Regions from separate parts of the Homo sapiens genome. Here regions 2 and 3 are each linked to region 1. The links are chromatin contacts, found by Hi-C or POLR2A ChIA-PET in ENCODE. All regions are on one chromosome and are shown on one strand. The core of a region is the stretch at or near the end of the contact, and the rest is flanking DNA. Distances in the headings are between cores, read along the strand shown. Region 1 has its middle 80 kb from the start of FRY-AS1. Region 2 has its middle 30 kb from the start of FRY-AS1. Region 3 has its middle 140 kb from the start of FRY-AS1.

Region 1 (3,701 bases), core at 1,083-3,582:
GAGCTATAAATCTAACATTTTCTGCTCATACTGGGCTCACTATCAGTCCCTACATAAAGGTAAAAACAGTTTCCCCCTTGCTAATAAATCATGCACATAAATAATATAGTATTAGCATTCTAGTTTTCCTTAAAAGTAACCAGGTTACCACTAATAGCTTCATTAAGTTTGTTTTCGTCCCTTTTTTTTTTTTTTTTTTTTGCCGGTCTCAGTTTTTAATTGTGTCAGGGCCTCATGCACGCGGGCACACACACACACTCAGGCCAGATCTTGTTGAAAGCTGCGATGTCGACACTCTGCATACACTCTTCAAACTTGGTGATCTCCTCCTCCAGCAAGTCTGTCCCCACCTTGTCCTCCACCACACGCTGAATCTGCAGCTTCCAGATACCGTAGCCCACGGGCACCAGCTTGGAGGCCCCCCGCACCAGCCCGTCCGGCTGGATGAAGCGCACACAGGCCTCCAGGTGGGCCGTGTCCGTCTCATCGTCCCAAGGCTTGAAGTCCAGCAGGATGGAGGACTTGGCCACCAGCGCGGGCTTCTTGGCCTTCTTCTCCGCGTACTGCTGCAGCCGCTCCTCATTGGTAATGCCGCAGCTGTGTTGCCTCATTGTCGCTGCCAAACAGGTCAATGTCATCGTCCTCGTCATCCTCTGCTGGTGTGGCTAGCTTCTTGGCCGGGGGCTCCACTTGGCGCATGGGAGACATGTGCTGGGTCTGCGGGGCTGTGGCCCAGTGGCCGGGCAAGCTCTTCTCCAGCACGTTCAGCCAGGTCTCTCTGGTTGTCCACTTCCAGACTGGCGATCCGGACGACGAGCTCGCTGTGGTCTCCGCTGGGGCCGCTAGACGCCCCTGGGCCTAAGCTTCCGGCCAGGGATTTCGGGATGTTCTCTCTGGCTCTGGCAATATCATGGAGGATCATGCTGGCCTCCTGGAGGGAGGCGCCGGCCACAGGCCCGTTCATCTGTTCGTAGAATCTCCTTTCTGCATCGCCATATTTGAACTTGTGGAACCAGATCTTCTCACCTACTAGAAAGTTTGTAGCCATTTTTCTGACGCCAGCCAAGGACGCGGCAACCAGGGAGCAGGAATCGGGGGACGCAGGACGCCTAAGGAAAGGGTGTGTTTCCGTCCTTTTTTAGAAAACGAAGCAAAACAAAACCAAAAACTCCATCCTCAGTAAACTTGTCCAATAAATAAATAAATTTTATTTATTGTATTTATTTATTGTAAATAAATAAAAAGTAAACAGGCTATCTCAGTTTTTGTTAATCAGTATTTTTAAACAGGAAAGGCCATATATATCAAATTTTAAATAAAAATGTGTTGACACTCAAAGGTTTTAAAATTTAATCTCATTATTTAAGTAAATTACTTTCAAGTGGTGAGCTCATGTACAACATTATATATAAGCTTTTTTTTTTTTTTTTAAATCAGAAGTTCATTCCAAGATTTTGTTAAAGAAAAGTTGAAGGGCTAAATTTCCAAAAGCAAGGTTTTAAACAAACAAAATTAGGTGGAGACATTCAACACAGTAAAGCTACCAGTAAGTTTATTAAACACAGACATTGATGTTTCTAATATTGTACAATTTTCAGAGGCCTCACATGACAAAGCCCTTAAGTTTAATGATTCACTTTGAGAAAATACATCTATATTGACTACAAAGAAGGGTTTCTATGTCATCCTTTTTAATGAGAAAGTTAAAATTAATGGGTGTTTAGCAGTGTCTCAGTATATAGAATTTACATTAGCAGAGGGTCTGATTAGCAACTTTAGATAACTTTCCAACCAAGAAGAGTTGCAAAAGGGTTCCAATTGCATCTACCACTCACACATTCAAAGAAAAAGTACTAATTATGAAAAAAAAAACCTTTAATGCCATCAAGGAATAAGAATAGTACAGTCAACCTCATTTGTGTATCATTTTGTAGTTATGCATTATCTCATTTGGGTTTAAGACAGCTGGTGAAACTGGTGTTTGCATTCCCATTTCACAGATGAAGAAACAGGTTCTGAGAGAGCCAGTGGCTTGTCCCAGATTACATGTTTAGTAAGATGGGGGATCAGAACATGAAACCAATTGTGAAGCAGATACTGACTTTGTGAAATCCCTGGGCTGAAGTCCTCTCATGAGAGGAAGTGTTCAAACTCTTGTCTCTGAGGCTCCCTTGACTCTGGCCTTGAGCAAGGCCTGCCTGAGAAGCAGCTATTTAAGGAAGCTGCGTGACCAGATGGGCAGGGGTGTGGCCAGCTGAGTGGCTGTGACACACTTCTTGCACATCGTCTGTCTTCCACCTTGCCTGATGACTTCACCAGCTCTTAAGCACCTAACCCTGTGGTAAGTGTTGTGGGGAATACCACGGTGTAGGAAGACACTGTTCCTGTCCTCACAAACTGTAACCACTGAGCCCATTTGCAACCTAAGGCCACTGAATACAATCTCAGGAGGCACTCTCTTCATAGCACATGTTTATGGATGCCCTGACCATAAGTTCTGCATGTCTCCTGAAGGCCCCACTGAAACGTCATCAAACACACCTGTCTGCAGGCTTCCAGAATGACAGAATTCTAACAGAGAACATAACACTTAAGGAGACACGCCTAATCACAGAGTGCCTTCACTGTGCTGTGATGAGGAGGCTCTGAGGAGGGAACCCAGACCAGACCCCCATCTCTACAGTTCCTTGACAGAGGCTGTTTACCCGCAGGAAGGTCAGAAAGCATCTAGCCACCATTGTTCCTATGACTACCTTATGTTTCCAATAAAAACCTACATGCAGAAAGAAAACAAATACAGCAGTCTAACTTTAGAAATGCTCAAAATCCATTTAATTATAAAAATAAAATAATTTTAAGTAAGTTTTTTAGATTGTGGATTTGAGAAAAAAAAAACTTGTGTTTGGAATAGAACTTTGACTTAAAAACGAGAAGCAATGTTAGCCTACATGCTGGTGTTCCTGCTATGTGAGTCCTGGCCAGGGCTCTCTTTTCCTCTTGGTCGTGAACAGTCCTCATCACACTTGTCCTCTGACTAAGCAACAAGGAAGTACCTGGAGCTGCCTGTTTCCTCCAAGCAGATGGTTCCTTGCTTTTCACAACAGATAATTGTAAAATCAGCATGATAGTATAAGAACTAGCTGATTAAACATCCCAACTTGTTGGTTTAAGAGTGCTGAATGAACAACCCATCACACATGGTGCCTGAGCCCCCCTTTTTTCCAGGTGCAGGGTGAGATGTTCATTTTAATCTGATATGCCTGTGGGCATGATGTGTGTCAGGACCACTTCTCTCTCTCCCTTTTGCTTCCTTAAACCAAGCTAGGCCCACTGCTATGAACTCAGCTGCTGGAGTTCTTTCAGAAGGAACTAGAAAACAGGCTGCCTGTTTGCTACAGAGGCCTAGACTCTTAAGGCCTGGTCTCTTAGGACCCTCAGCCAAATAACTCACACTAACATTCTATTGTTGAGGCTTTTTTAACAGAAAACAAAATGTTAGTTTAATGTTTTTATATAAATATGACTTTAAAATATATTGGTTTCTTCTTTTAAGATTCGTTGCTGTGACCACGAGGGTCATTCATTCCTTTACTCTGGAGATATTTATTGAGGTGTGCAATACGCAAGGTACTCTGCTGGGAAAATTCTTTCCCATCAGCCTAAACCAGAAACTGTCTGGTTTTCTGCTTTCTTTCCAAGGC
Region 2 (3,529 bases), core at 908-3,407, 50 kb before region 1:
CATTCTCTTTATCCCATCTGTCATTGATGGGCATTTAGGTTGATTCCATGTCTTTGCTATGTGAATAGTGCTGCAGTGAACATGCGTGTGCATGTGTCCTTATGGCAGAATGATTTATATTCCTCTGGGTATATACCCAGTCATGGGATTGTTGGGTTGAATGGTAGTTCTGCTTTTAGCTCTTTGAGGATTGCCATACTGCTTTCCAGGGGCTCACCTTTCTATAAAGTGGGGTATAGCAATAATATCTATGTCAGTGGGTCAATGTCGTGGTTATAAAGCACACAGTAAAAACTCAAAAATGCCAAAGATTACTGTTATACCTTTGCAAGTACCAGAAAGCTCTTTCATTACCAAATTTATTTCTAATATAAAAAATAAAATGACTCAGGCCTGTCATGGCTGAGCAGAAACAAGGATTTCTGGGGAAATGGTCTGATTATAAATTAGATTAAGAAGGGACAGGTGCATGCACAGATGATGGGGTTTTACACTACTTTATGCATTTACGTTCTGGACACAGGCCGAGAGTTACTGGCAAAGGGAAATCAGTGTTTGCTCAAGGAACAAGTCTCTACCATAGAGCAAGCCAGCAGAGAGAAAGGCCTGGGGTCTGAGGGGTAGTCACAGATCCTGGCTTCTCTTGCATCACTGAGGCATGCCTGCAACGGACATCTTCCTCAGCCCTTGACACATTGATTTAGTGAATGCATTAGATACTTGGGCAGATTTAAACAAACAAAAAAAATTTTCTGCTATTTCTTCATATTCTAATGCCCTTTTTGAGATCCCAGCTTCTGAGAATAACTCTCAAGACCAACTTTCTCATAAACCGTGGTTAAAAAAAATCATTTCACTTATAATTTACCTTTTGCATTTTTTGTGTGTTCTTAAAAAAAATCTGAAACATCCCATCTAACATTACGTTGTTGAAACTTTGGTGATTTCTGTATAGAGATTATATGAGTTAAAAAATAAACTTTTAAAGTTTAAAAAAGTTTAAATAAAAATAAACTTTTAAACTTGTGTAGTCCATATTTTCTTCAGTGGCATTGGTTATAAGGCTATTGGCAGTTACTTCTACAGAATTTAGGTAATTAGAGTCTAGTGCTAAAAAAGTACACATGTGGCCGGGCCCAGTGGCTCACACCTGTAATCCCAGCACTTTGGGAAATCGAGGTGGGCAGATCACTTGAGGTCAGGAGTTCAAGACCAGCCTGACCAACATGGTGAAACCCCATCTCTACTAAAAATACAAAAATGAGCCAGGTGTGGTGGTGGGCGCCTGTAATCCCAGCTACTTAGGAGGCTGAGGCATGAGAATCACTTGAACCTGGGAGGCGGAGGTTGCAGTGAGCCGAGATTGCACCATTGCACTCCAGCCTGGGCGACAGAGTAAGACTCTGTCTCAAAAAAGAAAAAAAAAAAAGCACACATGAACATGTATTCCCTCACATTGGAGCTCACTTCACCACCACAGATAATAAGCATAAATTTAGAGTTGTCTCTTTTAAGTCTGTGTCCTACATCCTGCAGGAGAGCTCTCTATGGCAAGGGTTGTCTTTTGCAAGTCATTTATATTCTAGTAGCACCAGCGGTAGTTCTGCACTCAAACCTCCTGCAGTGGCTCTTCCCCCTCATGCCAAGTTCATGACTGTATCTAGAGTTCATGTGTTTGCCCCAGTGAGGAACACTAGCCATGGTCCAGGTCCTGAGAGCCAAGCCTCACAGAATCCTTGGCAACAAAGAATTCCACCACTACCCCTTGGACCCTAAAAGTGGCTGTGATGTCAATGTCAGCATTTTGGTTTTCTCTTTGGCTCATGCCATCCACCCCAGTTCTCGAGGGCACCAAAATACACTGCTGAGGCTGGCAGGGCAAGCAAGCACTTCACTTCCCAGCCAGAACAACCAGGCCATGGGAGGTGACAAAACCATCACAGGCCCCTGTCACCACCACCTGCCTACACTGATGATAAGCCCCTTCCAAAGCTAATCGGTTGCTCACTCTTTTGGAAGAGTTGAATTCCTCCAGATTGCTCCAGGCTTGCAAATCTCCCAGGGGTTGTACAATGCACAGGTCTCAAGTCCCAAGCAGCTCCCAGCCTCAGGGAGCTTTATTTTCTCTCCAGCTGGGTAGGTGACACCTAGTGGTAGCAATTAATAAAACTCCCCAAAGGAGAGGATGTTTGAGGTCACTGACCAGTGGTGGAGGTGAATTTCAAACTCCAGTTCTATGAATCTGTGCTCATTCCAGCCCTTCACTCTGTCTATAAGAGATATGATCCCTAAAGGGCTTTATATTTGCAATGCATTTTCTTATACATGATATTCTAGGCATCTAACAATAATCCTAAGAGGTGACAGTTATTACACAATAACATTATTGTGTAATATTGTGTAATAACATATTATGAAAAAATCTCCTTGATTCTTTCACTTTCTCTCTTTTTTTTTTTTGAGACCCTGTCTCTTCTTTTTTTTTTTTTTTTATTGATCATTCTTGGGTGTTTCTCGCAGAGGGGGATTTGGCAGGGTCATAGGACAATAGTGGAGGGAAGGTCAGCAGATTAACAAGTGAACAAAGGTCTCTGGTTTTCCTAGGCAGAGGACCCTGCGGCCTTCCGCAGTGTTTGTGTCCCTGGGTACTTGAGATTAGGGAGTGGTGATGACTCTTAACGAGCATGCTGCCTTCAAGCATCTGTTTAACAAAGCACATCTTGCACCGCCCTTAATCCGTTTAACCCTGAGTGGACACAGCACATGTTTCAGAGAGCACAGGGTTGGGGGTAAGGCCACAGATCAACAGGATCCCAAGGCAGAAGAATTTTTCTTAGTACAGAACAAAACGAAAAGTTTCCCATGTCTACTTCTTTCTACACAGACAGGGCAACCATCCGATTTCTCAATCTTTTCCCCACCTTTCCCCCCTTTCTATTCCACAAAACCGCCATTGCCATCCTGGCCCGTTCTCAATGAGCTGTTGGGTACACCTCCCAGACGGGGTGGTGGCCGGGCAGAGGGGCTCCTCACTTCCCAGAAGGGGTGGCCGGGCAGAGGCGCCCCTCACCTCCCGGACGGGGCGGCTGGCCGGGCGGGAGGCTGACCCCCCCACCTCCCTCCCGGACCGGGCGGCTGGCCGGGCGGGGGGCTGACCCCCCCACCTCCCTCCCGGACCGGGCGGCTGGCCGGGCGGGGGGCTGACCCCCCCACCTCCCTCCCGGACGGGGTGGCTGCTGGGCGGAGACGCTCCTCACTTCCCAGACGGGGTGGCTGCCGGGCGGAGAGGCTCCTCACTTCCCAGTAGGGGCGGCCGGGCAGAGGCGCCCCTCGCCTCCCGGATGGGGCGGCTGGCCGGGCGGGGGGCTGACCCCCCCACCTCCCTCCCGAACGGGGTGGCTGCCGGGCGGAGGGGCTCCTCACTTCTCAGACGGGGCGGTTGCCAGGCAGAGGGTCTCCTCACTTCTCAGACGGGGCGGCCGGGCAGAGACGCTCTTCACCTCCCAGATGGGGTCGAGGCCGGGCAGAG
Region 3 (3,944 bases), core at 405-2,904, 55 kb after region 1:
TCCTTTTGATCATCATACTTGAAAACATTTTCATTTGTTACATATAAAATGGATTAGACTACAGAATTCTGTACAAGGACAAACTGACCATGCATAACCTTCCATCCACTTTCTCCGACGGAGAAAACACTTCACCGTTTTCTCCACCGTCCAATTTCCGTCTAGGTTGTTGGTCTCACACACTCCTCAGTGTAGCAGGCTAAATAGTAGCCCCCCTAAGAGGTCCAAATCCTAATCTCTGGAATCTGTGTCTATGTTACCTTAACAGCAAAAAGGACTTTGCAGATGATGTTAAGGACCCTGAGATAGGAATTTTATTCTGGATTATCTATGTGAGCCCTAAATGCAAGCCCAAGGGGCCTTGTAAGAGGGAGGCAGGAGGGTCAGAGTCAGAGGAGATGTGATCGTGGAAACAGAGGACAGAGTCTATGCGGCCAGGAGCCAGGCAATGCAGTTGGCCTCTAGGAGCTGGAAAAGGCAAGACAAGGATTCCCCTACAGTTTAGAAGGAACACAGCCATGCTGACCCAGTTGACTTCCAACCTCCAGAACTGTAGTAGAAATTTACATTGCTTTAAGCAACTAAATTTGTGGCAATTTATTACAGCAGCCATAAGGAATAAATATGCTCGTGGTAGAAGTATGCAGGGCATTACGTACTGTCTGTTGAAAGTAAAATGTAAAGAAATAATAGATGTCAAAATAACAGATAATGTTAAGCAGCTACTAATCCATGTAGCATTACAAATAAAATAAAAGTAATGAGGCTGGGTGCAGTGACTCACACCTGTAATCCCAGTACTTTAGGAGGCCGAGGCGGGCAGATCACTTGAGGCCAGCCTGGGAGTTCGAGACCAGCCTGGCCATCATGGTGAAACCCCATCTCCATCTCTACTAGAAATACAAAAACTAGCAGGGCGTGGTGGCACACACCTGTAATCCCAGCTACTCAGGAGGCTGAGGCATGAGAACTGCTTAAACCTGGGAGGCGGAGGTTGCAGTGAGCTGAGACTGCGCCACTGCACTCCAGCCAAAAAAAAGTAATGACATCTAGGTTAAGGTTTAAAGTCTCCAATAGTCAATATTAGTATTTAGGGAACTTTTAAAAAATTATGTCTGAATGGGTACAAACATACAGTTAGATAGAAGAGATAAAACCCAGTGTTCAATAGCTCACTATAGGGTGACTATAGTTAACATTAATCTACTGTACATTTCAAGATAGCTAGCAGAGAATAATTCCACTGTCCCTGACATAAAGAAAAGACAAGTATTTAAGGTGATGGATACCCCAATTACCCTTATCTTTATATATTATACGACTGTATCAAACTGTCACATGTACTCCCAAAATATGTACCTCTATTATGTATCAATAAAAAAACTATCAATTTTTTTAAAAACTATGCCTGATCTCAGGATCCAGTGGTTTATATCTTACCATTTTTCTGCTTGTTATGAGTTACTTCCACCTTATTTTTCTTTATTTACATTATTCTCCTTTTATTCACAAGGTCAAAGTTTGTGGTCTAAAATTATCTCTTTTTCTTGTCTTAGAGCCATGCCCTGTGGGGAGAAAGCTCGGCTGTGGTTTTTAGCTCCCAGGAGTCCCATGAGGCTACTTAGTTAAGCAGCTGTGAAGGCTGCTTTCTTTTGAGGGTGGAGTCCCTGTTTTCATGGTGGGAAACAGCTCTTACTCCCAGGGCTATTCAGTGAGCCATCAGACAGCCTTGCTGCCTCCTCTGCCAGGGACATTCTTTTCACCAGAACTGTCAGAGTCACAGAGTGGAGCCTCCTCAGCCCCTCCACGGGAACACAGACAAGGACTAGGGTTTATGGGCCTCACTTGGTGGACAGTGTCATTTCAGATGTGTGCCTGCTGAATAGTGAGTCTTTTAGAACTCAGGGTCATAGGGGCTGGGGATAGGGAAGAACCTTCCTAACAAGATTGTAATCCATTCTTAAAATGTAATTTTAAGAAGTTGGAATGTAAATGTAAATCATAAGTTACCTTCTGATTTTCTTCCAGTCAAAATTACACAAAGACACCTTTTCTTCAAGCTCAGCACTGAATTCCATTTAAACCTTGACTCGAGTAAGTACAAAACATTTTCCCTAACTTGGATACCCTTTCTCCTGCCCATTCTTCAAATATCAAATCTTTAAGGATGTTTCTCTGATTGATCCAGTTCAGAGAGATCTCTCCCACCCCTGCACATCTCTAATTTGTTTTCCCAAGTTTCCAATAATTTATAACTCCAACTTAAAGTCACAATCTAAAAGCCTTAGATAAACCAAGTGCTTGGATCTCAGATCACTTTTTCCCAAAGAAAAATGCAGTAGCTAATCACGGCAGCCACAGTGAGCTGTGCAGGCTGCACACTGCAACTTCAGCAGCTTGCTCTATTATCACTGACACTTACTAAGCGCACGACATGTGCAAGACACTGTACTATGAATATCATGAGGATCACTTGGTTCCTTCAGTCCCCATACAAACCTTGTTATTTTCATTTTACAGGTAGGAATATTGGGGTTCCTTCTGAAAAGAGGTTAGGTAAATTGTGCAAATTCACACAGCTGGTACACATGGATCCCATCTCAAACCCAGGCCTGTTTAAATTAATCATACTAGGCACTTGGAACCAAAGAACTTAACAGTAGGGAGCAATGCTGTGGCAAATAAGGCACAAATAGTAAAATTTAAATATGCAATTATACCAGTCCTTTATACTGGTCTGATTTATATAATTATACTGAATTTTATTAGAATTCAAAGTGAAATTATAGATGAGATGTTGCCCATAGAAGGATTTGTCTTCCAATATTGAAAGATCAATACTAGGTTTCTAATCTGTATACCTGCTTCAGAACAATTCAAAATGAGAAAGAAAGCAAAGAATAAAATATATTCTATGTGAGTTCCTCAAATAAGCCATCAAGGAACCCAAGTATTTACAAAAACTCTCTCAAAGATGCCTATCACAACTTAATCTCAATTCTACCACTCCATGAATTATTTGACCTTTTGAGTAGTTGTTGTAAAATATAGCAAGGATGATAAAGGTGAGAACTGAGGGTAATACCACGTCATATTAAATGTAATTTGATATGGCAGGAAGCTTAATCTGCACAACAAAAAGGTTTATAATTTATGGTGGCTAAATGGCTGATTTAACATGGTGCTTTTGTTCATTATTTGAAAAACTACTGGGAATTAAGACTTTGCATAGAAATGCAAATTCCTATTCTAGTGTTGTTTCTGGGAAAAAAATCATACTGAATGTACCTCATTTTATTTTTTTTCCCTGCAAATATAATTTGCTATAACTTTGAGTACCCCTTGAAGCAAACTTTTGTAAATGTAAATGCCAATAAAATCTATCACTTGACTTTAATATCTTTTGGAGGTATTTTCATTTGCTACTCTCTCTTACTGTACTTTTTGATATCTATTAGCCCTTACTTCTGCTTCATTGTGATTTTTTTAATTCAAATGTCTTTTTCTCCTATCTCCTGAGTCAGCTATTAGATTATGAATTTGTCAAGTTTCTCAAGGATCCATCTTTTATGCAATTATTCACTAAATATCAATAATCTTCTATGTAACAAGCACTTTTCTAGACCCTGTGACCAGTATCCCCAGCCCTAACACAGTGCTTAGCTTAAAAAGATGCTGTATAAAATTTACTGAACAAACTAATATTTCTTACCATGAAAATCTTCTTCAGAAGAAGCAGAAAGATTTGGATAAATATTGTCAAAAATAACATCCAGTTATTCATGAAAATTAGAATGTTTCAGAATATTTTATTTAATACAACATAATCTCACCAAAGGCAGAGTGAAAAATGCTCAGTGATGTCCTAACAAGAAACTGAAGATGCACCTTTAGAATATATTTGCCATTCTGAAGATGTCCAGAAGTGGGCAAAAAGTTCCATG

Evidence for each region. A loop is a pair of places that touch in the nucleus more often than their neighbours do. ChIA-PET counts read pairs that join two places held with the same protein, here RNA polymerase II (POLR2A). Pooled maps may share reads with other maps.
Region 2: a pooled map shows a loop between it and region 1 (5-fold over the local background). The contact joins two enhancer-like sites. A Hi-C loop is called at or near these places in 1 of 168 maps with a recorded cell type or tissue (breast epithelium) and 4 of 50 pooled maps. POLR2A ChIA-PET finds 5 or more read pairs at or near these places in 2 of 52 experiments (A673 and BJ).
Region 3: a map with no recorded cell type shows a loop between it and region 1 (4-fold over the local background). The contact joins two enhancer-like sites. A Hi-C loop is called at or near these places in 1 of 168 maps with a recorded cell type or tissue (endothelial cell of hepatic sinusoid), 6 of 37 single-sample maps with no recorded cell type and 3 of 50 pooled maps. POLR2A ChIA-PET finds 5 or more read pairs at or near these places in 3 of 52 experiments (GM12878, MCF 10A and PC-9).

Annotation. Positions count from the first base shown.
Region 1 is chr13:31,949,927-31,953,627 of GRCh38, reverse strand. It overlaps the pseudogene EEF1DP3. Among named protein-coding and RNA genes, the nearest start is that of FRY-AS1, 80 kb to the left of the region's middle. RefSeq lists an enhancer at 2,087-2,186. Within about 2 kb of position 2,332, at least 15 of the 41 ENCODE cell types and tissues checked have a DNase peak (open chromatin) inside an H3K27ac peak, as active enhancers do.
Region 2 is chr13:32,000,084-32,003,612 of GRCh38, reverse strand. No RefSeq gene overlaps it. Among named protein-coding and RNA genes, the nearest start is that of FRY-AS1, 30 kb to the left of the region's middle. Within about 2 kb of position 2,157, at least 3 of the 41 ENCODE cell types and tissues checked have a DNase peak (open chromatin) inside an H3K27ac peak, as active enhancers do.
Region 3 is chr13:31,894,346-31,898,289 of GRCh38, reverse strand. It overlaps the pseudogene EEF1DP3. Among named protein-coding and RNA genes, the nearest start is that of FRY-AS1, 140 kb to the left of the region's middle. Within about 2 kb of position 1,654, at least 5 of the 41 ENCODE cell types and tissues checked have a DNase peak (open chromatin) inside an H3K27ac peak, as active enhancers do.